3 separate regions of the Mus musculus genome follow, and regions 2 and 3 are each linked to region 1. The links are chromatin loops, found by intact Hi-C in ENCODE. Cell type or tissue: heart. All regions are shown on one strand. Region 1 holds the start of Dusp8 (dual specificity phosphatase 8). Region 2 holds the start of Brsk2 (BR serine/threonine kinase 2). Region 3 holds the start of Tollip (toll interacting protein).

Region 1 (8,000 bases):
AGGCAGTGAGATTACCATGAACTCCAATCATCCTGGACTATAGAGTGAGTTCAAGGTCAGTGGGTTACAGAGCAACATCTTGTCTCAGGAAAGGGCTAGGGGTGGGATAAACACCGGTTGGAATAGCACTGCAAGCCTCCTGGAAATACAGCAACACACGGACGTAATTGTGGGAGAGCTACAATGAAGAAGCATTTCCCCGGCTTGGAGAAGCATAACGGCAGAGTCCATACCCATTTCCACATCTGTGTCTGAGTACTGACAGCATTCACCCATGAACAAGTGAAGGGCTGGGCTTAAGGGGAGTCTGTTTACTTAAATGCAAACATTTTTAGTTGCCAACCCATCATCTTCCATAGTGGCCACACCAGTCTACATCCCTGACAATAGAGAAGAGGCTTCACTGTCCCCCACATTCTCATCAGCATCTGTTGCTTTTGTTCTCTTGAGTCTGACTGGGGCGAGATGGAATTCCAAACTGGATTTAATTAACATTTCCCTGATGTATGCATGTTTTCCAAACAAATAAAAATAGGACTACCATATAGCCCAACTACTAGTAGCCCCCAGGGCCATAGACCAAGGCTAGGTCCATATTCCACAGAAATACTTGCACACCCACATTTGCTGCTACACCAGCCAGGAAATGGAATGACTCTAGATATCCATCCACAGATGAATGGCTAGAGAAAATACACACAAAATCGGATGCAACTACAACATTAAATGAAATACATCAAGGCTCAGAAAGACAAACACTACGTGTTTTCTCTTGTAAAAAGAATGCAGACATTTTTGGTGGTGGTGGTGGGAAGGGGTACAGGACATGAATCTAGAAGAAGTAAAGGCTGGGGAGATGGCGCAGGTGTTAAGAGTGCTACTTGGCCAAGCCTGAGAACCAGCTTTGGGTCAAAGCACCAATGTAACAAAGTCTCAGAGATGCTTGTAACCCTGGCGCTCACAGGAGTAAAGACAAAGATCTCTGGAGCTTGCTGGCTTTTAGCATAGCTAGAAAAGTAGAAGTTCTAAGTTCAGGAAAAGACTCTGTCTCAAAGGCAAAAGTGATAGAAGAAGATATATTCTATGTGTGCACAAATGCACATAAAGTGCATGCCCATGTGAAAGCACACACACATCTGCATACACACAAACTAAAAAGAGAACAATGAGAAGGGACCCTAAGGGATGTGGGAGAGGAGAAAGAGAGGAAAATGGAATCTGTGTGAGGGAAGCAGGGGGAGCTACTAGGGGGACAGAAAAGCTGCCAGAAAGAGAGAGGCATGGGGATGGTGGAGGGCAGTTGTGGTGTGTGTGTGTGTGTGTATGTGTGTGTGTGTGTGTGTGTGTGTGAAGTATCATAATGAAACCCATAACTTCGCATGCTAAGTTTATATTTTAAAGGGGTAGATAGTAACAGGAAGACTAGAGAGAGGTTAAGAACAGCAGTTAAGAACACTTACTGCTCCTGCAGAGGACCCAGGTTCAGTTCCCAACACCTACATGTCACTCACAACAGTCTGCAAACCCAGTTCCAGGGCATGTGACTTCATCTTCTGGCTTCTGAGGGCATTGTGTGAGTATGGTGCTCACCCACACATGCAGGCAAATGTTTATAGACATTAAACATAAATAAGTAACAGCCACTTCATCTGTTAAGAAAAAATAACAAAGAACATCTCCTTTTTAAAGAGCTAAAAAAAAAAAAAAAACAGTTTGAACGGTGGTACATGGGGCTGAGGAAGATAAATTCTAGCAGGGACCAATGTTCCATTCTGTAGGAAGACACAGAGTTCTGCAAATGGATGGTGGTGGCAATATATAGCAAAATGAATATTCTCAAGGCTTCTGGGTTGTACTCTTCAGTGTTGAAAATGCACATGCGTATTTGACTTTAAAATATAATTTAAAAATAAAGATTGAGGATATGGCTCTGTGACAAAGTAATTGCCTAGCATCCAAAAGGCACTGGGTTGGATCCCTGGCACTGCCACACTTGTGGTAATAAAGGTAAATATATATTTTTTTTAAATCAGGAAAGGGACATCTGCTGTGCCTTAGAAGTCAGGCTGGGCAGTCCAAGGGCACAGGTGGTTCTAATGCCTCACAAACTGAAGCAGAGCTGAACAATCATTTTTCTTTGCCAGGCCGTGGGTCAGTCTCTGGGGTGACCTCCTAGCTGCACCTCAGGCGGCCAGCCTGCACAGTGTACTGTTGTGAGCAGCAGAGGGCGCACGTGGACAGAGCAGACAGACCCAAGCTCGCTGCACCTGCTAGACTTTGAGTGAACATCCAGGCTCCGCACTCTGCAGCAGCCAGTACTGCCTTAGTCTGGGCGAGCCGCTAGCACTTGCAGGGTTCTGTCAACACAAAAGAATCTAAAAGGTGTCCTCAGGCCTGGGGCCAGTGTGGTGCAGAAAGTCTGCCAGAGGTTGGATCTTGTCCTCTGTTGGCACAGATAGATGCAGCTGACTGGATTCGGCTCTGAAGAAACCACACCCTGAGACTGCTTTGCTAGCTCCAAACCTTTCTCATCAACTTTCCAGACTGCCTCATTCCTTGGGGTGTGAGGGAACAAGATGAAGAAGATGGGGATGACCCAGCACCCACTGAGAAGGCACAGGTCTACAGAGCAGGTACTGCTGGAATGGGCCATAACTAGTGTCATCTATATGGTAGAGCCTAGCATGTCTACCCACAAATTGTATGTGTATAACCATAAGTATGTCCTAACCCAAAATTATAAGCTTACTTGAAATACTTTAAGGTTTTTTTTCTTGCAACTGGATTATATCGTATACAATATTGTGTGTTCCAGTTTCAAAAGTGTGGGGACAGGCTACTGGGTAAGCCCATTTACCTGGGGGTTCCAGAAGGTGCTTGAACCTGGCAAGAATCTGCCCCCAGCACAACTGAGATCTAATTGGGCACTCCTAGAGTATCAGACCATACCCTGCCACACTCTTCCTCACCTGGATACCCTCTTAGGGGTATCTACTGGGCTCCTCTTGAGACTGGAAGAGTGAAAAGCAATGCTTGCTCTCTCTCTCTCTCTCTCTCTCTCTCTCACACACACACACACACACACACACACACACACACACTAGCACCCAACAACTCCTTTGTCAGCCTCCACACCTTCCGCCCCAAGCTCTTTCAGGGCTGCTGCTGCCTCCTCCTGAATCCTACATGACCCGATTGCCTGAATCTGCCCAGGTCTCGGCTTGCGTTACTCCCCCTCCCCAGACCCCCAAACTCCCCATTTCCTGGACTCAGAGTGGGCAGGAAGCCAGCACATCAACCACCCCAACACTGACCTGAGTAAGCATCCAGTAGAGCTGGCCATCTTCAGCCTCGAGGGCTACCTTCAGCAGGAGGTATCAACAGCATTTAGGGCTCAGCCTGAGTCAAGGAGACAAAGATCTGAACCCAGAGCCAACCCCAAACATCCCTGGGGCTCCCCATGCTTCCTTCCTGGCAGCACTCCCAAGTTGTTTGTTTGTTTTGTGCTATTTCTGAGCCAGAGACACCTCTTCCCTCCAACCTGTATTAATCCCAGGCTAGACTCCCAGACTCCCCTTGGGCTACATAGAGAGGTTTCTGCAAGCCGGTTCTAAACACTCATAATGAACCAAGCCAAGCTGGATACAGTAGGGTAAAGGAGAAGGTCCCTGCAGAGCCTTGCCCAGCACCTAGTGTGGTCTGCAGTATTCTTCACACAATCTATACTAGCAAAGGAGTGCTCCTTCCTTTGTGCCTGCTTCACTCTCTGTGACCCTTCCTTCAACCAGCCATCTCCTAAACTCTGCCCTTCATCGAGTGAGAGGCTGGACTTCCAGGGAAAGTTCAGGACACTCCACCCCCCTCCCACCCCCCACGAGACTCATATTATCTGGTCACCTCACTGTCCACCTAGTCAGGGCCACGTTTTTGAAGTATCTGAGAAGGTCTGGCATCATGGTGGGTGCTAGTAATCTCATCACTCAGAAGGCTGAGACCAGCCTGGCATACAATAAAGAATTTTCTGCCAACCTGTTCCCGAGGAGGAGGGAAAACTAAGGGAAACGTGGCTTATGTTTGCAGGTGGACCACTTTGGCACAAGACTCCCCTTCCTCTGAGACCTGCCTGACCCCTGTGTATTTCTGCCCTAGTTGTAATTACCCATGTTTTTTGAGTGCTCACGTGGTTGTGTTCACACAGTGGGATGGAGCCGACAGTCCCCAGCGGGCAGGGGAGATGTCCGGGTGGGAGTAGAGGTCGTTTCCAAGCGGCTTTTCATTGGAAGCTGTCAAGAACTGGATGTCATAGGTAGGGGGGCAGCGCCGCCCTGGGGAGCACACCGGTGGGTCTGGAGCCCCGCCCCCTGATTTCCCGGGATGAGTGACCTGAGGCAAACCACATCGCCTAGGAGCTTCTTCTGCAAAGTGTAGAGCTGGACTTCCACCTCCAGGGGTCGTGGAGAGGACAAACGCGGATGCTGCAGGTAAGGCCCTTTGCGGCCGCAGCTCTCCATGACCCTTTTCCCTGGGCCGCACTGGGGCAGGGGAGGCGCACTCTGGGAGGGCGTCCTCTCGCGAACAAAGGCTAAGGGAAGGAGAGAAATCCGTGACAGGTTCAGTCCAGGCGGGCCGAGAGAGGGAGACCCTTGCATACTAGGACAGTAGACGCTGGTTAGAGTGCCGCGAGGCAGAGGGTTCTTGGGGATACCAGGAGCCCTGAGCTGGGAAGGCTTCCTGGAGGTGGGGAGCTGCGGCGTGCGTGGCCCCTTTAAGAACCGATGCCCGAGAAGCTTGGGGCGCGGGGGACGGAGGGCGGTGGCAGAGAGACCCACGGCCGCCGCCAGGGCTCCGCACCCAGCGCCCGCTCCGCTGACGTCACCTGCCCCCGAGCGGCTCACTCTGATTGGCTGCAGGTGACGTCAGGGGCTTTTTCGCTCGGCATGACCTCATCCCCACCGGCAGCCCCGCCCTCCGCCCCGGGCCTGTCACTCGCGGCTCCCGCGGTGGCCGAGCCGGCTCCGCGGACCCCCGCCCCACCCGGACGCCGGACGCCGGACGCTGAGCCGGGCCGGAGCTGCCGGCCGCGCCCGCCAAGTCGCGGGCTGGGATGCGCGCCGTGAGCGCGCGTGCCCGACCGCAGTACGCGCGCTCCGTCCCGAGCGAGCGCTCCCCGCGGTGGCGGCGACGACGGCGGCGGCGGCGGCGACGCGCCCCGCGCGCCTCTCCGGCCCTTGCCCCGGCTACGCGGGCCCCCGACGGGCCCATGGGTGGCGGAACGGAGCGGGCGCCCTGAGCGCGGCACCGGCGTTGGGGGCAACCCCAGGGCAAGCGAGAGCCAGGTGAGCCAGGCGCTGACAGCGGTCGAGTCCTAAGCCGGGTGTGGGCCCAGGACGTGCGGAGGTTTTTGCGGTTGTGTGCCCTGAAGGAAGAAGCTCTTTGGAGCACCGAGAATAAATGGCTCTGCCCCGCGAGCGGCGCGCGCTGCAGATCCGCGCCTGCAGTGCGCTGTCTTTCTCGGCATATTCCTTCTTATCTGGAGGGATATATATAAGAGACCTAGGGATTCGCGGGGGAGGGCTGAGATCCAGCACAGATCGGTGAGAGTCCCTGCGAAGCGCCCCCGCTGGCAGCCAGATTTGGAGAAGGTCGTCCGCGGCTGCAGCGGGCAGGGGGATGCGAAACCTCCGACGCCAGAGGGTCGGCTCCGGCCTGCGGTAGGCTCCTTATCTGGAGAGGAAGCTATAGGACCCCCCCCCACTCTTCGACTCGCATGGCTGTCCCGTCACCCCCACTTCATGGTGCTCCACTCGCCTCTGCGGATAAAGAACATCCTTACCCGACGCAGAGGCTGTAGGCGCGATGCTGGGGGAGGGGCCGGCACGGCTGCCTCCTGCAGCCTGTCTCCCTGGCCTCTCTGCCTACCTTGGGAGGGAGCGGCCAGTCAGATGCTGCTGGTACCCTTGTGCCAAACCTTGCAGGTGGAGGAGCAAGAACAGGCTCAGCTTCCACTAGATCAGACCTCTTGGAATAAATTGGCCTCTGACTCCTTGTTGACAGGGTGTGCTGCGCCTGCAGCAGATAGATTGGGGGCCTTGATGGTGCAGTGATGGGGGTGGGGGACCAGTGTGGCATCTGCAATGCTCTGTTGTGCAGTATGGGGTGGGGGTGGAGGTGCTTCGGGTCAGGGGCACGGCTTCTTTCACAGTATGAATGAATTCAGAATGGAAATCCAGTGACCTGTAGACCCAGCCTCACATTTACTTGCCCCTAGGGTAGCTGGGTGGGTGAGGGTAGCTTACAGTGCCAGGCTCTGCCCTGGGAGATCAGAGTCCCCGTGCATTCACTATTTGGTTAGCAGGCACCTGATACAGATGAGCAGATCATGTGACCAGGAGCTGTAGGTTCATCTTTATGTCTGACTTGCTGCAGTCAGCTTAGGGACCTCAGGAGAGTTGCTGGGCAGGTTCTCGTTCCCTCCTGCTCTGTGCCCTTGGGGATACTTGAGGATACCTCTGGGGACTTAGCACTGAACACAGACGCAAAAAGATGCTTCAAGTCAATGTGTATAGGACTCCTGCCAACATCTTTCTTCTTGGGCTGATACTGAGGTTTCAACTCAGAAGTTTCAACTGGACAGTATTTCGGTGGGGTGCATCTGTGGGTTTGGAGAGAGTTCAATATGCAGCTCACAGAGGAAGCAGGGAGAGGCTGAACCCACAGCAAGAGAGATAGTTATGCTGTGCTCCTAAGAAATGTGTGAGCCAAAGACCCTGACTGGACCTCTCAGGACCACAGCTCCCTCTGACCTCCACTGTCTCTTTTTTTGGCCTGGCTATTTGCCTGACTGAGACAATGTTTCTGTTCCCTCTCCTGGGGCAAGGGTGCAGGGTAGACTGGCCAGAGAAGCCAAGGACTCAACTGCCATGCAGGAACATTTGAGCCCCTCCCTTTAGGAGATGGTCTCTGCCAGGCTTCAGAAGTGCCCAGTGTGACAATGAGCTGGCATCTCAGCATCTTGGGCCCCTAATTTCTGGCTCTTTCCTGAGAGCCTGCCTGGCTGTGAGCAGGGATACCCAGGTCAGGTTGTTGTGAGAAGGGACCCAGTCTTACAGGGGTTAATGGGCCTGGCAGCCATTTCTAGAAGTAGGGAGTTTCTTGTCACTAGGCACTGAGCAGGAGTAGATTAGTGAGGATGCCATTGAGGACTCGGGCTTTTATTGGTCACATAAGGACTTGGGGACCAGAACATGTTGTGTGGGAACCCCAGTGTGAAAGGCAATGGACTGGCACTTGGTATGTGGGCACCGGGGGCTTTGGTGTGCAGAAGGATTTGTTTGCAACTGTGTATTTCAGTCATGCACTCCAGGAGGCTGTAATGTCTTCTGTATGTGCAGAGGGACACATGTGTAATTGCACTCAGGGACAAGATGGATTGTCAATAAGGCATGCATCTGCGAATGTACAAAGGGGAGTGTTCCTGTGCCCAGGGAACAGTGCCACAAGGCCTGAGCTGTGGACCTAGCCTTCAGCAAAGGGGGTTGCCTGGGACCTCCCTGAGGGGTGTGGCCTAGGAAAGGCTCCTCTTAACTTTGAATTTAGGATTGCTTGTCTCCTGGCTCAAAATCCTTTGATGAAGGCCTACAGCCTCTGCATAAGGGGTCTTGACCACTTCCCCAACCCACTTCAAGGCTCCTGTAGAACAGGCTGATAGCTGTTCTCCCTGGGAAGAACTGGGAATGTATGTTGCTTTGCTAAGATATTACATGGTCTGTCTGTGCCCTGCTGACCTTCTCAAAACTGGCCCTACATATCTATTTCAAGCCCCAATGAATTCTATCCAGCACTAGGACTAATGCCCAGCATGGAGGAAGCCAGGGGTGGGGGTATAAGGAGATGCTGTTAGGATGTGCCACTGAAGAACAGCATAGTGCAGAATTTCCTATGTGAGGGGGCTCATCCAGATCTTTGCAGTGCTGTATACAGATGGTCTCAGAGGAATGGGG
Region 2 (8,000 bases), 150 kb after region 1:
CTTATTCTTCGAGCACTCCTCCCCTTCCATAGCCTCTGTGCCTGCAGAAACAGCTCTCAAGGAGAAGAGGAACTCCTGAGCAAGTGTGAACTGTAGGAGGAGGGCTAGCAGTGCCCAGGCTTAGCTACGGAGAGGGGCAGGAAAGAGCAGAAGAGAGGCAGGATAGCTGCGTGTCACCTGATATGAGCTCTGAGCAAGGCCCCGGGCAGGCAGCAAATCCTTTTCTCTGTTCCCAGTAAGCACAATTCTCTCAGAGTGCTAGCTTTGAAGCCGCACTACCCTCACCTGTGCAACTAGGTCAGATGGCCAGAGCCAGATGGGAAGGAGGAGGCTTGTAATCTACAAGGGGCTCACAGCAGGGACCAGAGGAGCGTGGTGAGTAGTGATCACCAGACACTGTATGTCACCCACCTTCATTGCCGAAATGGCCACCAGGCCCTTTCCACCCATAGTTATGGGCTCTGGGCCTTGGCCCCACACAGCTTCTGACTCAGCCCTCACCAGCCTGACCCATCTACAGGGACTGAAACAGAAGATAATCGATAGTTCCTGCTTGACATTCAAAAAGTTCCCTGGTCCAACAGCCACCTTTACTCCTGCTCCTGTTCACTTTACCACCCTCCACCCATGAGCACCAACACCCCTGGTCTCGGCAGGTGTGCTACGTGATTCTCACCTGTCTTCCTCTACACCTGTCTCCCTTCCCACCCATCTCTTCCCACTTACTTGTCTCTCGTCTGTTTCTTCTCCCACCTGTCTTTCACCTGTCCTCTGATCTGCCCCTTCACCCTTCTCCCTCACCCATCTCTCCTCTGTCTTGGCTCTCCATGACCCAACTCTTCACCCTGACCTAAATCTCCTTGACCCATCTCCCCAGTCGCCTGTCTCTCTTACCCTTCTCTGCCTCGTCCCACCTGTCTCTCCCTCACAGACTTCTTCTACCCCATGATTCATCTGCAGCTTGGCAGTCATCAGAGCTCTCTCCCAACCTCTCAGTGGCTGCTTGGAAGTGTGAAATGGATGATGATTCGTCTCTCACTGTGACAGCCGATCTACTGCCTGTGAGCCCAGTCAGGATGGAAGGAAGGCTGTCCTGCTCATTCTTTCCCTTGCCTTGGCCTGACTGACCACTTCTTGCATAGTAGCAGGCCCTGTCATCACCCCCTATAGTAGGTCTGTGCTGGCAAGTATGGTCTCTCTCTCTCTCTCTCTCTCTCTCTCTCTCTCTTTCTCTCTCTCTCTTTCCATCAACACAGGCTAGAGTCATTTGGGAAGACAGAAGATCAATTGAGGAAAAAAAAAATGACCCCACCAGATTGGCCTATAGACAAACCTATGGGACATTTTCATGATTAATGACTGATTCAGGAGGACCCATTCCATTGTGAGTGACACCTCTTGGGTAGGTAGTCCTGGAGTTGCACGGGAAAGCAGGCTGAACAAATCAGGAGGAGCAAGCCAGCAAGCAGCATTCCTCCGTGCCCCTGCTTCGGTTCCTGCTTCCAGATTCCTGCCTTGCCTTCAGATCCTGCCATGACTTCCTTCTATGATGGACTGTGATGTGCAAGCTGAAATAAACCCTTCACTCCCCAAGTTGCTTTTGGCTATGGTGTTCTAGCACAGCTATAGAAGTCCTAACAAAGACAAGGTCCTACAGGCCCTCTCGGGCTGTGAGCCCACAAAGGCAAAGTTCTAGTATGGGTAGAAAAGTATCCTGCCTCTGACAGGCAGAGCAGTGAGGCCATCTAACTGTCTGGAGGCAACATCTTGAGGTACACCTTCCCATAGGTGATGGGGCTTACACTGTTCCACAAAGTTCACTGCCACCAGACTATGCCCATCCATAGCCCCAAGAAGCAGCTTCTGTCTGGATAGACAGATACAAGCAAAATGGAGCAAGGGTTAGTGTTGAAATGAGCAGGTGGGTAAAAACCGAAAGCCATCTGTGTGTGTGTTCCCAAGACATGTGGTCATGCCAGGAGAAGCCCTCAGATCAGCATGTAAGCAGGGCAGCAGTGGACAGTGGTCTGGCTTACACTCCCTCATCAAGCCTTTCTGGCAAGAAGTCTGCCTCTGCCTGATCCTGGTGTAGCAAAGAAGGCTGAGATACAGCAATTCTGCTGACATCTGCTGCTAATTGACCAGGTTCAGCAGATACAGTCAGGATCTACCTACAGCCACCAGAACGATCCTCCAGTAGTATAGCAGGCAGACACTCAGGATGAACAGTCTCCTGAGCGGCACATTTGCACTCCTTTGTCGCTCAGTAGTCCGGAGAGAGGGCGCATCCAAGGATCCAGGAGCACGATTGCTAGGGTCCTTCTATATCACCTGCCATCACTGTGTCATTAACTATAGGACCATGTAATGCCACAGAGAAAACAAGGAGACCAGCCCCTGCCCAGAGTCCACAAGGCACCGTGCATCATTCCCTGCTCTCATCACTTACACACCCAGGGCTTCTTTTAACAACGTTTTATTGGTACAATTAGATTATTTCACTGTCCCCTGCATTCTGCTACTCCAGGCTCTTCCCTCACAAACTACAGTTGCTCATCCCAAGAAACATGCAGAACTCAAGAGAACACCAGCTGCCTATGCCTTTCACTCAGTCCTGGGCCCCTTGATCAGTGCCTTGGTGTTGACTGCTCAGCTCAGGGGTTGACTCCAGGGTGGGAAGCCCTGGGGCTTGGAAAAAAAAAAAACCCACCTGCCTTTGGCTCAGTGACATCACAGTTACGAGCCTCCAAGAGAACTCAGCCTGGTCCACCTTCTTCTCAAATATCATCTTCTACCACTGCCTCCCTGAAGCCCCAGGGGTGCTTGTAGAAGGCTCCCAAGCCCCCACCTGAACCACGCTGCACCTCCCCACTGTCCTCCACTCCCCGGCCTGCACTGGCTCTGGGGAACTTTTTCCAAAGAGAAAGGAGATGTGGGCAGCGCCAATCGGACCTTTGGGCAGCCGAAGACAGGCCAGTCCTGGGAGAAGAAAGAAAATGGCTGAGTCCCAGCCTCCCACAAAGACGACTGTGTGAATGCGCCTCGCTGACCAGATGAGGGGGCTGACTAAACCTAGGCTGCCCCAGAAAGCTGGCCAAATGTAAGGTAGTTCACGGCTGGTCTATGGGAAAGCTGTGCAGAAATGGAACCTGTCCAGGGAAAGACAGTGAGGACTCTTGGGGAGGTTCATTTCTGCTGTAGGCCCTGGTCTGTTTCAACCGCCAGGCGGTGATGTATGGCCCAAGCCCAGGAACCGTCACCCTCTACCTCCCCAGGGAAACCCAATGTCGCAGACGCTCGGGCTTGAGACTGGGTGCAGAAGAAGGCGCTGTCCAGCTTTCCTTAGGTTCCTGCGCTGTCACCCCCACCAGAACGGGAGGTCCAGCCTAGGAAAGCCAGGCCAGGACCTGCCGGGCGGTGGCCGCTGCCTGGAGGTGGGGGTCATGCGGCCGGGACGCAGCTGCTCAGGCAGCACGCCTATTAACGCGGCAGACGGCAGATGGGCGCCCGCTCGTCCCCCTCCTCCCGCGGCACAATGGGCCCGGCGCTCGCTCCGGCGCACAATGCGGGCCCCGGGCCGCGCACCTGCAGCGGGACTGCCAGGAGTCGCCAGGCCCGGCCCATGCTGCCCCAGTCGCCGTGCGCCCCAGGCCGCGCTGCATGTCCTTGGGCTGCACCCGCCCTCCTGCAACCGGTGGGCTGAGGGGCTCCACCGCGGGACCCAGGAGTGCGGCGGCCGCCGGCGCACCGCCGCCCATTGTTCGCGGCCGCCGGGCCCAGCCTGCAGCATCCCTGCTCTGCGGCCTCACTCGGCCCCACCCGGCCGGTCAGCACGGTCTCCCTGGCCCCACGGCCGCGCGCCCGCCCTGCATCCCGGCCCCGCCCGCGCCCCCAGCCGCCGGCGCGCACGCACCTGTCTGCCCCTTGCCCAGCGTCTTCTCCAGCCGGTAGGGCCCCACATACTGCGCGTGCTGCGCCCCGCCGCCGTCCTTCCCCGTCGATGTCATCGCTCCCGGGCCCCGCGCCGGCGAGTGGGCGCCCGGGCGCGCGGGCAGGGAGGGGCCGGCCAGCAGTGCGCCCGAGTCCGCCGAGCGCCGTCCGCGCTGACCCGGCCCGCGGCGCCCCCGGGCGGGCCGCGCTGCTCCGCGCCCCCGCCGCCCCCCACGCCGCACCCGTACGAGGCCGGGCCGCGGGAATGCCGCTCTGCCTCTCTGAGAGGACCCGGCGGGCGGGGGCACCAGGCTTCCGCCGCCACCTCCGAGGCCCGCGCCCCGCGCCCCCCCCCAGCGCACGCCCGTCCGCGGCCGTGCAGCCGAGCCCCGCCGAGCAACCGAACCGAGCCACTCAGCCGAGCCCAGACGAGCAGCCGAGCCGCTTCGAGTGCCTCCGAGCCCGAGCCGAGCCCGAGCGAGCGCCACCGGCTGCAGCTACCGTGACAACTGGTGCTTGCAGCTGTCAATCAGAGGCATGGCCCAATCAGCGTCTTCCGCCTGGACCGCCCCGCCAGTCTCTAAGAGCGCGCTGGGCCAGGAAAAGCGAGATTGGGGTGTTGTTGGGGCGGGGGCGAAGGGGAGGCCAGGACAGAGCCAGGAGCCTCCGGAGAGTGCTTTAGCTGCCTGGTGCCTTGTCATTAAAACGAATGCCGGACGGCGCAGGAAGCAGACCTTGGGAAGACGTCCATGTGGTCGCCTTGGTCTAGGGGTTTCTCCCTGAACCCCTGGGTTTTGGAAGGAGTTTTCCGCCCTCGCGAGCGTTTTTCATATAAAACGGGGCCATTGGATCGTGGCAGGGTACTGCAGTCGGTTTTGGAGTGCTGGTCACCAGGCACAGGTGCTCCCTGCAGGGTGGGGATATTGAGCATTGGCAAAGATATGGCACGCAGGCCGGGTTCTGCAGGCGGTGTGGAGATACTGCTTTTAGGTTGGGTTGCTGCATTCACCGTGGGTGCTCTGTGCAGACTAGAGCTCTGAATACAGGTGATCTGCGTATTAAGTGTAATGTTTTATGCCGGGCGAGAGAGCTGTAAGCTGCAGTGTCCAAAATGCCCTGGAAGCCATTCTCCACCCGCTGTTTCTGTTCCCGTGGGAAGAAGGGGACAGCGTTTCTTTGGTATGCCAGTAGACATCAGTATAGCAGGGCCAGTGAACTCTAGCAGAGGCTCTCTGCAGCAGACCCCCTAGTGCCTCCAAGACTTTAGCGGTAGACCCTTTCTATGTTTAAGAGAAGCAGAGAGTCAAGGAGATTCATGGCACCTAAGATCCAGAGAAGCCTCTGAAAAGAGTGTGGCCTTAAGGACGGTGGTGGAGGCGGTCAGGCCTACTGGGACTCTCTTTTTCTTGCATGAAACCCTTGTGTTTCCTTAAGATGTGCTGTGGAAGGTGGTGGAAGAGAACTGATGGCGGCCAGGCTCAGAACTTTACAGATGTGGATTATATTTACTGTGTACTTCAATGGAAGCTACTCTAGTCAACAGTGTACTACTAGGTGAACAAGTCCCAAGGTATGAAGTGTCCCCTCCACCTTCAGCCACCTGCTTGCCCCTGCTCACCTTAGGTGTCACCATGTGAACTTGAGGAGCGCCCCACTCTTTCCAGCACTATCTGGGAAGACCAATGGAGAGTGAGGACATTGTGGCCCATTCAGAGTTCCAATGTAAGAGAGAACTAGCCTTCAGGACAGTTTCCCCTCCAAAGAGCTGGCCTGATCTTTAGAAGTGGTAGATTTAGGGTACTAAATGTTGTCCTGGAATGAGCAGTACTGTCCTGTTAATGGGGACACACAGGCAGTCACAGAGAGGGAGCCTGAGGCCAGTGCTCACACCACTAGGGGCAGTGGTGATTTCTCAGCTGCATGGAAGAGTATTGGGGACCTTGAAGTGGAGTATTAGAGGAGATTTGGCCAGGGGTGGTCAGCTCAAGTAGAACATGGGTACACAAGTACGGGCCAATGATCCACATAAGAGAGGAAAGGAGGTGTCAGGTGTGTCCCCATACCTACCCTGCTGGTTACCTGGCCTCCCTGCTTACCTTCCCACCTTTCCAGTGTCCTTGGCAGCATTTGGTCTGTGGCTATCTATCTTCATCTGGTTCCCAAAAGTTTTATATTCAAGACTCTGCTTTCTCCCTACCTGCAGTCCACTGTCTACCTCTTGGTCTCATCCCCTCTCTGACTGCACATTTTTGTGTGTTCATCTAACCAGTACCAATCAGCAGGTCAGGTGTAGCATCTTTTCTCTTGGATGTGCAGCCCTCCCTCCAGGAACAGCTGTGTCCCTGCTCTACCTATAGCTATACCTAGTGACTATTGCCAGAACCACCTAGAGCCCAGCCAAACCTGTCCCAGAAATCCTCCAAGTCTACAATTTTACAACAGATGGCACACCCCCTATCCCCATCTCTGTGAAATCACAACCACAAACTCTTTGGCCAGTCTGCCATCATCCAGGTTCAGTGGGTAACATTCCAGTAATGGCCAGCCAAGAGGTATTGTGACCATGGCTAGTTCCACTGTATCTTGGGGACAGGAGCTGTGACTGGTCTGGTGCTTTTGAGCAAATTGGCCTGCTCCAGAGTTCCAAAGGGAGGTCCTTGTTCGAACCAAGAGGCCCCTCCGGCAGATCAGCCTCCCACTACACCAGCACTTTCAGAATTACTTAACTCAGGACCAACACCAGATAAAGACAGGTTAAAAAAAAATCAAAAAAAAAAAAAAAAAAAAAGGAAGTGGAAATCCACTACCTAGTAACAAAAATCCTTAATAGAATGTCAGCAAATTGATTCCAGTGATACATGAAAAGAAATCACGGGAACCTGTAGGGATTTTGCCCAGGAATGTCCAGTTAATGTTTTAAACAAATTTTAGTAGGTTAGGCCATTGGGCCAGAAAACCCTAGAGTGCGCATCATTTTAAAGAATGTTTTCCCGTTGCCCACCTAGTGTCTGGATGGTACCAGAGCCATTAGCCTGGGGATCCCACTGTAGCTCCTCAGCCTTCTCCACCTGCTTCATTTGGGTTTTGTTCTGAGACAAGTTCTTTCTATGTATAGATCCAGGCTGGCCTTAAATTCACTTGTGTAGCCCTGGATGGCCTCAAGTTTGCCATGGTTCTCCTTTCTCAGCCTTCCAGTTGTTGGGATTGCAGGCATGTACTGCCATGCCTGTTTTCTGCCTGCCCAGGGACAATGCTACAGAGCATTTAGGGGGACAGCTAGGAGGGAGACCAAGAAGCAAGAAGAGACTCGGAATGCCTGCAGAGCAGGCCGCTTCTAGTTAGCCAGGGCTGATTTAGAGAAAGCAATGAGGTTACACAACCCAAGACCGAGATGTATAGGTCCCAGGACAAAGGCCACTACTTCGGGACTGCTTTTACAAAAATTCAGCCGTGGGGCCTGGACTTGGGAAGGGGCTGATCCATTTGTGGGACTTAAGAATGGCAAGTGGCCAACCTGTATGGCCGTGTGGGGTGTGGTTAGAAAGTCCTACCTCCTCTGGTTTCTCCACCCTGCCTGTTATTCCATTCACATTTGTCCATGAAGGAACTGAGGCTAAGAAAACGCAGCACTGGCCTTGGGAAGGGTTGCTCAGTTCTCCAAAATGTGGATAAGAGACTGTGGATACATCTGAAAAGGACCACAGACACTGTACGCTGGGTGCATTTTCCCACACTTTCAAAAAATTGAAAGCAGACTGGAAGGGTCACCTCTTAACACGGGAGCTTTTGTTTCTTTCCTCCTTAACTGTCTGGCACATGGGATGTTGTTGTACAGAATCTGGGGCCCCCACAGCCAGGGCTCTAGAAGCCAGAGCCAGATGCAGGATTACCCGGAGCAAGGAAAGGAGACATTGTTTCCAAGGCTTCCTGGATCGGTTTAGAGCATTAATCCATTTCCTGGGAAACAGCCCAGGCCCCTGAATGCATTCCCTAGGAGACAGCACCAGGGGGCCCTATCCTGGCTCCTCACTGTCTTGTACGTACAGTATGGCAAAGCAGTGGAAGGCAGG
Region 3 (8,000 bases), 190 kb after region 1:
TTCAGTATCCCTGATTGGGTTCTGGCACACTCTTTTTGCAAAAAGAAATCACCTTGCCAAATTCTTTCACTCTGTTCATGTGTTTCTTTGTGCAACACCAAGATTGTTCTATTCCCAATAAAAAAGACAACATAGGAACATATGGGAGAGGGTTTAGGAAGTGGGATTTTGTCTGGATTGGATGATGCTAGGGAGAAGAGGCAAGTCTATTACTAGACTTCTAGAAATTCTTATGTAGACAGAACAATATGAGGCTGAGGTTAGTCTGGCCCCATAGCTGTCATACTAGGTAGGACTGGAGGCCTGCTTATTTGGTTCAGATGGTATTCTAATTGCTTTCTATTGCAATGATAAACACCATGACCAAAAGCAACCTGAGAAGGAAAGAGTTTATTTGGCTTACATGTTACTCGAACATTGAAAGAATCCAAAACAGGAACTCAAGCAGAATAGGGATCTATAAGGCAGGAACTGAATCAGAAGGCACGGAGAAACACTGCTTACCGCCTTGCTGTCCAGGGCTTGCTAAGTTTGCTTTCTTATCCAACCCAAGACTTACCCACAGTAGGCTGCCCCCTCCCACACACTATCAACAATTGATGGAGAAAATGTCCCATAGATTTGCCTGTAGGCCAATCAGATGGAAGTATTTTTTCAGTTGAGGATCCTGTTTGCCAGATGACTTTAGCTTCTGTCAAGTTGACCACCACCAACAATCACAACCACAAAACCCACCAGTACAAACAGTATTCAGACTGTTCTCCTGTTTTTGCCTAATGTTCACACAGTGGCCTTGCTCAGCTAACCTGTTCATGGTTTGGCAAAATACCAGAGTGAGGACAGCAGACTATGTGCCCAAAGCTACCAAATATTGTGTTGAATCCTGGCTTTTCAGGCTGTGCCCTAGGTAACTCCACCTACAATCAGCATTTGGCTTCATCTTGAGTGTAAATGGACAGGGGGGAAAAAGCTCTCCACTTGTTGAGCACACAGACAATACTACCTGTCCAGCACCATCTATAACACAGACTGAAAATCACTTGTTTGTGCAAGTAAAAGAGTACCACCTATGAATTTATCAAAGTGGATTGTGGACACATGGGTGTATTAAAATAGCAGAAGAGAGAACTGGAGAGATGAATCAGTGGTAAAAGAGCACTCGCTGTTCTTTCAGAGGATCTGGGTTCTATTCCAAGCATTCACACTATGGCTCAAAACTGTAACTCTAATACCAGAAGACCCAATGCCTTTTTTTCTGGCTTTCTCAGGCATCAGGTGTACATGAGGTGCACAGACATACATTCAGGCAAACACACATAGACACACACACAGAAACACACACACAGCCTATAGACTTACTGAATATACTAGACTAACAAAGGATGCACTCCCTCACCCCCCCCCTGTTGGAAATAATATAATAAAAGGTCAAGATGTGAAAATAAAGCAGTTATTTGGAACTTCAAAGCCTGGGTCAAATAGCTCACTTCCTCCACCTCCTAAAGTTTCAGCAATCCTCCACTTCCTAAGGGTTTAGCAATCTTCCAAAACAAGACCACCAACTGGGGACCAAATGTCTTTTTTTTTTTTTTTTCCAAGACAGGGTTTCTCTCTATAGCCCACACTGTCCTGGAACTCACTTTATAGACCAGGCTGGCCTCGAACTCAGAAATGCGCCTGCCTCCGCCTCCCGTGTGCTGGGATTAATGTTTTAAGCACATGAGCTCACGGGGAGTATTTCACAACAATGGGTATGTGGACAATCATGTTACTTCCAACTTCTTTCTTTCTTCTTTTAGTTTTTACTCTTTTTTCTTATAAATTTGTCAAGCTTTTTAATACATTGAGATTAGCAACCCTGCCAGATACATAGGAGGTGTTTTGTCACTTTTAAAATTATTGAGGTAAAAGTTGTATACATGACAACGCACAGATCACAAGTACAAGATGGGTTTTGACAATCTTTTTTTTTCTTTTAAAGAATTATTTATTTTATGTATGTGAGAACACTGTAGCTCTCTTCAGACACACCAGAAAAGGGCATTAGATCCCATTACAGATGGTTGTGAGCCACCATGTGGTTGCTGGAAACTGAACTCAGGACCTCTGGAAGAGCAGTCAGTGCTTTTAACCACTGAGCCATCTCTCTAGCCTGCGTTTTGACTACTACCAGTTATCAGATGATTGGATCTAACAAAAGAAATAGGACCAAACCCTGTATGATGGACAACATGGGCAAAGCTTTGTTGAGACTTCAACTCATGAGCAGAGGGACTTAATGCCAGTTGAAGAGGTGACCAGGCTGCTCACTCAACTAAAGTGGCAGCAGGCTTTTATTGATTGTTTTTCCTGGGAAAGACTAAAGTTTGGTAATTTTTCGATGTCCATGGGCATGTTTTCCTTCTTGTGAAAAAGTATTCTGGCCTTCGAATTTACTTAGTTGATTTAATCTAGGAAATTTTAAGTTACGTTTAGAACTGGTATCAGTGTCTTGCTTAAACATCCTGGCCTTGTGATTTGGTCTGAGCCTTAAAAGGTCATAGAACCTCAGATAATTAAGTCACTATGCTTGGCAAGAGGAAGCACATACCTGCTCCAATGTCCAAGTTAGCCCTGTGGTCTTGGACATAACTGCTTTTCACCCTTTGGTTTGTAGACCAGGCTGGCCTCAATTTCCCAGTCCTGCTCCCATCTCAGCCTCCTAATGATCGGGATTATAGATATGTGCCACTGTACCCAGCAACAACACATTTCTCAGAGTTTCTGTGTGTCTCCATACAGAGTTGAGTAGCATCTTGTGGCAGTTGAGCCCATAGGCTCACATTGGATTAATTGATCCTCAGTGGTGTATTTGAGAAGGGTTAGGAGGTGTGGCCTTGTTGGAGGAGGTATGTCACTAGGGAAAGACTTTGAGGTTTCAAAAGACTGATCCCAATCCTAATATGTCTCTGTCTCCTGCTTGCCTCTCAGTGGTTGCTCCAGCCACCTGCTATCTCTGCTCCACCATCATGGACTCTAACCTTCTGAAACCATAAGTCTAAATTAAACTCTTCTGTAAGTTACCTTGGTCTTATCCCATCAATAGAAAAGCACTACAAATCCGAGTCAAGAGTGAAGGCAACAAAGGGGACAAATACAAGATGATGAACACAGAGATGCTAAGCCTTTCATCCATTTTCTGTTACCCATAACCTCTCTGCTGAGTGGAGTCAGTACTAGCAGCAGAGCTAGTTTTCAAGTTTCTGCAAAGTAACCTAGGTGAATTTTATCATAGTCCACCTATACCAGAGTTTCTATCTGCTGCAAATCTAGTAGAAACAAGTAAGATTATGTCCAGCCACGTGATCCCCACCATGAGAGAGCTTTAAGTCAAGGAAGAACAAATGCTGTGGTTCTGCTCTGACAGACTGTGCCAGGGCTTGAACTGATTTCAGGAACGTACTGAAGCATTTTATGAGATAAAGTTTTTTCTTGGGAACAATTCCCCCTTGGTGTTGTTGGTGGTGGTGTGTGTCTTTTTTAAACTGCTTAGTACTGAAGGATTTGGGATTCATCAGAGGCCATATGTGTGGTCTTAGTCACAAGGGGATCCTATTGTGCTATCCAGATATAATTTTATACAACAGGTTGTCTGCTGCATGTTTAGACACAAGTCACAGGTTTTGTCTATAACCAAGAAGAAAGGATTGAGCAGGGATGTGGACACCAGGAGAGATCAGGGGTCTCTTTAAAACTCTGTCTGCCACAATGGATAGTCTTTTGTGTCTTAGCTTTATCAGCATAGAGATGACAGTTTGGGCAACAGGAGCTAGAGACCGGTGAGAACTGGATATAGATCAGTGTCCAGGAACAGAGCCCAGATGCAGTCCCATGTTATGCCAAGGTAGAGACTGTCACTAGAGTTGGAAGATGTAATCTTAAAGATGAAAGGAACACAAGAGAACATGGTGTGAGTGAGGAAATGTTCTTGGTACTCCTAGACAGTACCAAGTCTATTGCCGCACAAGTAAAAGGGGACCTACAGACTGGTGACCACCATAGGGTAAACTCCTTATAGGAACTACCCTGGTTCTATCTGGCCAAGTATTCTTCTGAAGAGAGTGCTCTGAAAAGGCAAGAGTGGGTGGCCCGGGTTTCCTAGGGACAGATCTTCATCTCTCCATTCATTTAGCAAATCCAAGGCTGGTGGAAGTTTTCCGTCCCACTCTTGTCTCTCCTTCAGCTTGGTTTCTTCTTTTAAAATTTAAATATAAATGTTCTCCCTCCCACAGAATTTTGAGGTAATTCAAGAGCTTGAGGGTAGCTGGTTCTACTGCCATCTGTTTTTTTTTTCGCTCAGGCAGCCAAACCTCAGTTTTCTCCAAGCGGATCACGCACCTGCAAGCGGTGGTATCACAGCTATCTCCAGTTAGGTGACTAGACGCTGTGGCAACTCGACCGAATTGAGATGTGCGTCCCTGTTCTAGGTGTATGCGACTGGGTGAGCAGGCTTCTGCCCGCAGGAGAGTGTTCAGGTTTAGGCATGCGCAAACAGTCTGACAGCCATTTTAACGGGCTGCTGAGCGCCCGAAGGGAGCCACTGCGCAGGCGTGTACGGGAGACCCATTTCCCCCTGAGGTCGGAACACGCGTGCGCGGATTAGCCGGAAGGGGCGGGGCCAGCTATTGCCAAGCTCTGTGCTTTGGGAACGCCGGGGTGGGGCGGGGCGGGGCGACTGTCAGCTGACTGAAGAGCCGATTGCCTCGCGGGACAACGGTCGGCGACGCAGCTTGTGGTGGGAGCGGAAGAGCTCTCCCGGCGGGTCTCTGTGCAGTTGGCGAGGCAGAGGGCCGCCGCAGCACCATGGCGACCACCGTCAGCACGCAGCGCGGGCCGGTGAGTGCTCTGGGCCAGAGCCTGGCTGGGGCAGTGGAGCCTGGGGTCGGACTCCTCAGTCTTTTACGGGGCCCCTCGCGGGTTGCTCTTCCGTCCCGGGGCTTCGCGGGTCCTACCTTCGGGTACCCACCCGGAGCAGCGACTCTCGTCTATCGGACATCTGGGGTGGAGGAAGGCAGAATTTGATGGTTCCCCAGATGCCCACGGGCCCTGAAGCTCCTGGCCTCCTTCATGGAGAGGGATCCTGACTCCCGTGGTCCTCCTGGGTGGAGGCCCTGAATAGGGTTCCTCTACACAGAAGAAACCTTACCCCATTGGTCCCCAGATGGAGTGGGACCCCGACTTCCCTTAGTTCCTCAGATAGAAAGGGCCCTGAACCCCTTACGTTCTCAGATCTATCACCTGCTTGGTCTCCCAGATGGACACAAGCCCTGACTCTTGGTCTCCCAGATTGAGAGTGGTACTGACTACATTAATTTCCCAAACTGAGAGGTGCCTTGGTTCCCCGTCTCTCAGAGGAGTGGAGTCGGACACCTTTGGTCCCCCAAAGGAGAGAGATAACCTGGTCTCCTTGGTTTCAGAAATGGTGAAAGATCCCACTTTGTAGTCTGTCCTTACTTGTGACAGTTTCCTCTTCTCCCTAACATCTATAGAAAATAGGGTACTACCTCTTGAGCTTAGTTAGTGGCTACCTTTTCAAGCCTCAATTTCTTCATTTATAAACGAGGAGAGGGGAGCAGAGAACTTGGAAGACCCAACAGGGTTGTCTCTTCAGGATTGTCTTGGGTTCTATTATACTACCTGTCTCACCTCCCCTAGTGTGTATGGCCTCCCAGTAGCTCCCTGAGACTGGTGTGGGTGGGATGTTGTTAGCCAACTGTGGCTGTGTGGAGTAGAACATTGTTCTGATCAGCACCTCAGTGCCTTTTCCCCTGAAGTTAATATTGAGTGTGCCTGCAAAGCCTGTGGTTTCCCAGAGTTTTTTCACCCTGACAGCTTGGTGTTGATTGTGTGTGTGTGTGTGCGTGTGTGTGTGTGTGTGTGTGTGTGTGTGTGTGTGTGTAACAGGTAACTCCTTGGGATAGATTACTGATTTCCTGACTTTGAAGAAAGCCTCAGGCTTGTTAGATGCTTTTTAGGAGGGCTTTGAAGCCAGATCTCCTGAGCCACTGTCAAACTTGGATGGAGATTTCCAATGTTGGAGTTACTTTCATGTTCATCAACCCTTCTTCATCCTCACGGTGTCTCAGCAAACTATAGAAGATTGATGGTGGCTGCCAGAGGAGAAAGGGAGACAGAGCTTTGCCCTTTTCATATCCCCTGCCAAGTGGACACATGGCCAAGGAGAGTGGACCCTTTCTTACCGTGTGGTCTGAGAGTGTCCTTATCTCTTGTGGTTCAGGCTGAGTTTGAATTCATCTGATGGTGAACTCCATGTCTGTCATGAGTAAGAAGCTATCTTTCCCTGTTGCTTAGAGAAACTCTGGTGTTGTACAGAGCTGCAATAACCTACACAGTGATGAGTAATTGGGAGTGTCAGATGATGTTGATACTAGCAGAATCTGTGGAGTCAAATCCTGACGTTTGATCTTTCTACTTGCCCAGAGTTCCTGGGAGAATGTAGTCATAGAAATACAACATAGACAGCTGAGTGGTTTTAGGTTTTCATGACTTGTAACTTTGGGCTGTAAGAACTTGTCATAAGTGACGGGTATCTCAAGGTTTATTTGGGATATGCATATCTTCATCATAGTATTAGTGGTCACAATATTTAGAGTAACTGGACACTGAGCCACAGGTGTGGAGCACAGGGACACAGCTATGCATCGTAACTTATGTAAGCCAGAGAATGACAGTCACCATCAGATCTGTGCTCTTTCCAGTGACTTGATGTGGGAGGACTGCATGGGCCATAGCCAGGGTCTCTGTAGAATAGAAGGCCTTGAACTTCATCTGGGAAGTGCTATTTCTTAGAGTGCAGACCTTTTTCAGTTTTCAACTTTTCACTGGCCACTTCACCTGGAATGATATACTCATCTACCTCTGGATTCACTAATATTTGAAAAGCTTTTAGCCAGTTGTCAAGGTCTAGTAGAACTGCCAGAGTGTGGTATGCTTCTCTGCTATTCATATCACACTCAGGGTTGTATGAACCCTAAGTGAACCAAGTGCTGCTTCTAAACAGATGAAGTGCATGCATTTGGTCAGTGCTGGGTCCTGCAAGCAGCCTTCTTTGTGTAGTCCAACCGGGATTAGACCATGGCCCAGTGTCTCCATCCTATGAACCTGGACTTAGGCTTGGGCAGTTGACTCTGTAGCTGACCTTTACCTCTGAGGAGTGGAAAGGACTGACAAGAGTATCTTGGCAGGCTATAAAAGGCAGAGGACAATCTCATCAGGGTGAGGAGGGCTCTCTGTCCTTGGTTAAGGGTTTAGGTGGGCAGGTATGAGGACAGATAGCCGCACCTACATGGTTGTAAAGGAATAAGTTCTTCCCTGGGATATGTGGTCTTTTATAGTTTTAGACTTTAGGGTGTTTTTTTTTTTTTCGTGGGTGGGGGGTTAAAAATAGCCACTGCAGGGCACTGAACCCTATGCTATATCTATATTGCTTTTGAAAATGCTGGTATTTTGAAATTACCAACCCTTTTTGCTACTAAGTCCATAAACCCACTCCTTCCCTACAGTGAGTGACTTGTAGGATCCAACTTCTTGTGGGGATACATGTAGGAGGTCTTGCTCCCTGGAGGCTGCACCACATGTAGGGCTGGCATTTTGAAGGTTCTCCTTTATAGATGTGTTGTGTAGAGTCCCACAGGTTCTGCCTTGTCCTGTGTGAGATGCTGGTTAACCAGTGAGCTTTGCCAGAGACCACTGACTCTGGCTTTGCCCCTCCTCATTCTGTGGGTGGTCCTTAGTGTCCATGCCTTGCTGAACCAATGACTTGATTAGTGATGGCAAAGTGATTTTTTTTTTAATTTGTAGATTACTTTGTATGTATGAATATTTCCCCTGTGTATATGTATGTATACCATGTGCATTCTTGGGGCCCATGGAAGTCAGGAGAGGGGTCAGATTCCCCAGAACTGGAGATACACATAGTTCTGAACCATGTAGGTGCTAGA

What was found. Peaks named below come from ENCODE experiments on the same cell type or tissue, not always from the same donor. Only the 100,000 strongest peaks of a DNase experiment are listed, where the experiment ranks them.
Region 2: a loop joins it to region 1, with 2.3 times the contacts of the local background. A loop is called at or near these places in 5 of 42 quality-filtered maps.
Region 3: it touches region 1 in a loop (5-fold over the local background); 2 of 42 quality-filtered maps call a loop at or near these places.

The regions. Positions count from the first base shown.
Region 1 is chr7:142,092,259-142,100,258 of GRCm38, reverse strand. It overlaps Dusp8 (dual specificity phosphatase 8), which reads left to right and starts at 4,975. Exons shown (of 7, transcript NM_008748.3): 1 at 4,975-5,336. It overlaps Gm32786 (a long non-coding RNA gene), which reads right to left and starts at 6,093. Exons shown (of 7, transcript XR_870057.3): 1 at 5,920-6,093; 2 at 4,181-4,582; 3 at 3,315-3,399; 4 at 1,461-1,649. In heart, CTCF peaks have their summits at 4,455 and 4,773; DNase peaks (open chromatin) are centred at 2,308, 4,918, 5,908 and 6,218; H3K4me3 peaks cover 3,000 bases; H3K27ac peaks cover 2,354 bases; H3K27me3 peaks cover 4,044 bases.
Region 2 is chr7:141,946,093-141,954,092 of GRCm38, reverse strand. Brsk2 (BR serine/threonine kinase 2) reads right to left here and starts at 4,342. Exons shown (of 20, transcript NM_001009930.3): 1 at 3,914-4,342. The coding sequence starts at 4,007. In heart, CTCF peaks have their summits at 3,229 and 5,839; DNase peaks (open chromatin) are centred at 3,352 and 4,462; H3K4me3 peaks cover 2,043 bases; H3K27ac peaks cover 437 bases; H3K27me3 peaks cover 7,653 bases.
Region 3 is chr7:141,899,151-141,907,150 of GRCm38, reverse strand. Tollip (toll interacting protein) reads left to right here and starts at 4,690. Exons shown (of 6, transcript NM_023764.4): 1 at 4,690-4,875. The coding sequence starts at 4,843. In heart, no CTCF peak of the experiment used is centred here; a DNase peak (open chromatin) is centred at 4,640; H3K4me3 peaks cover 1,979 bases; H3K27ac peaks cover 1,790 bases; H3K27me3 peaks cover 2,598 bases.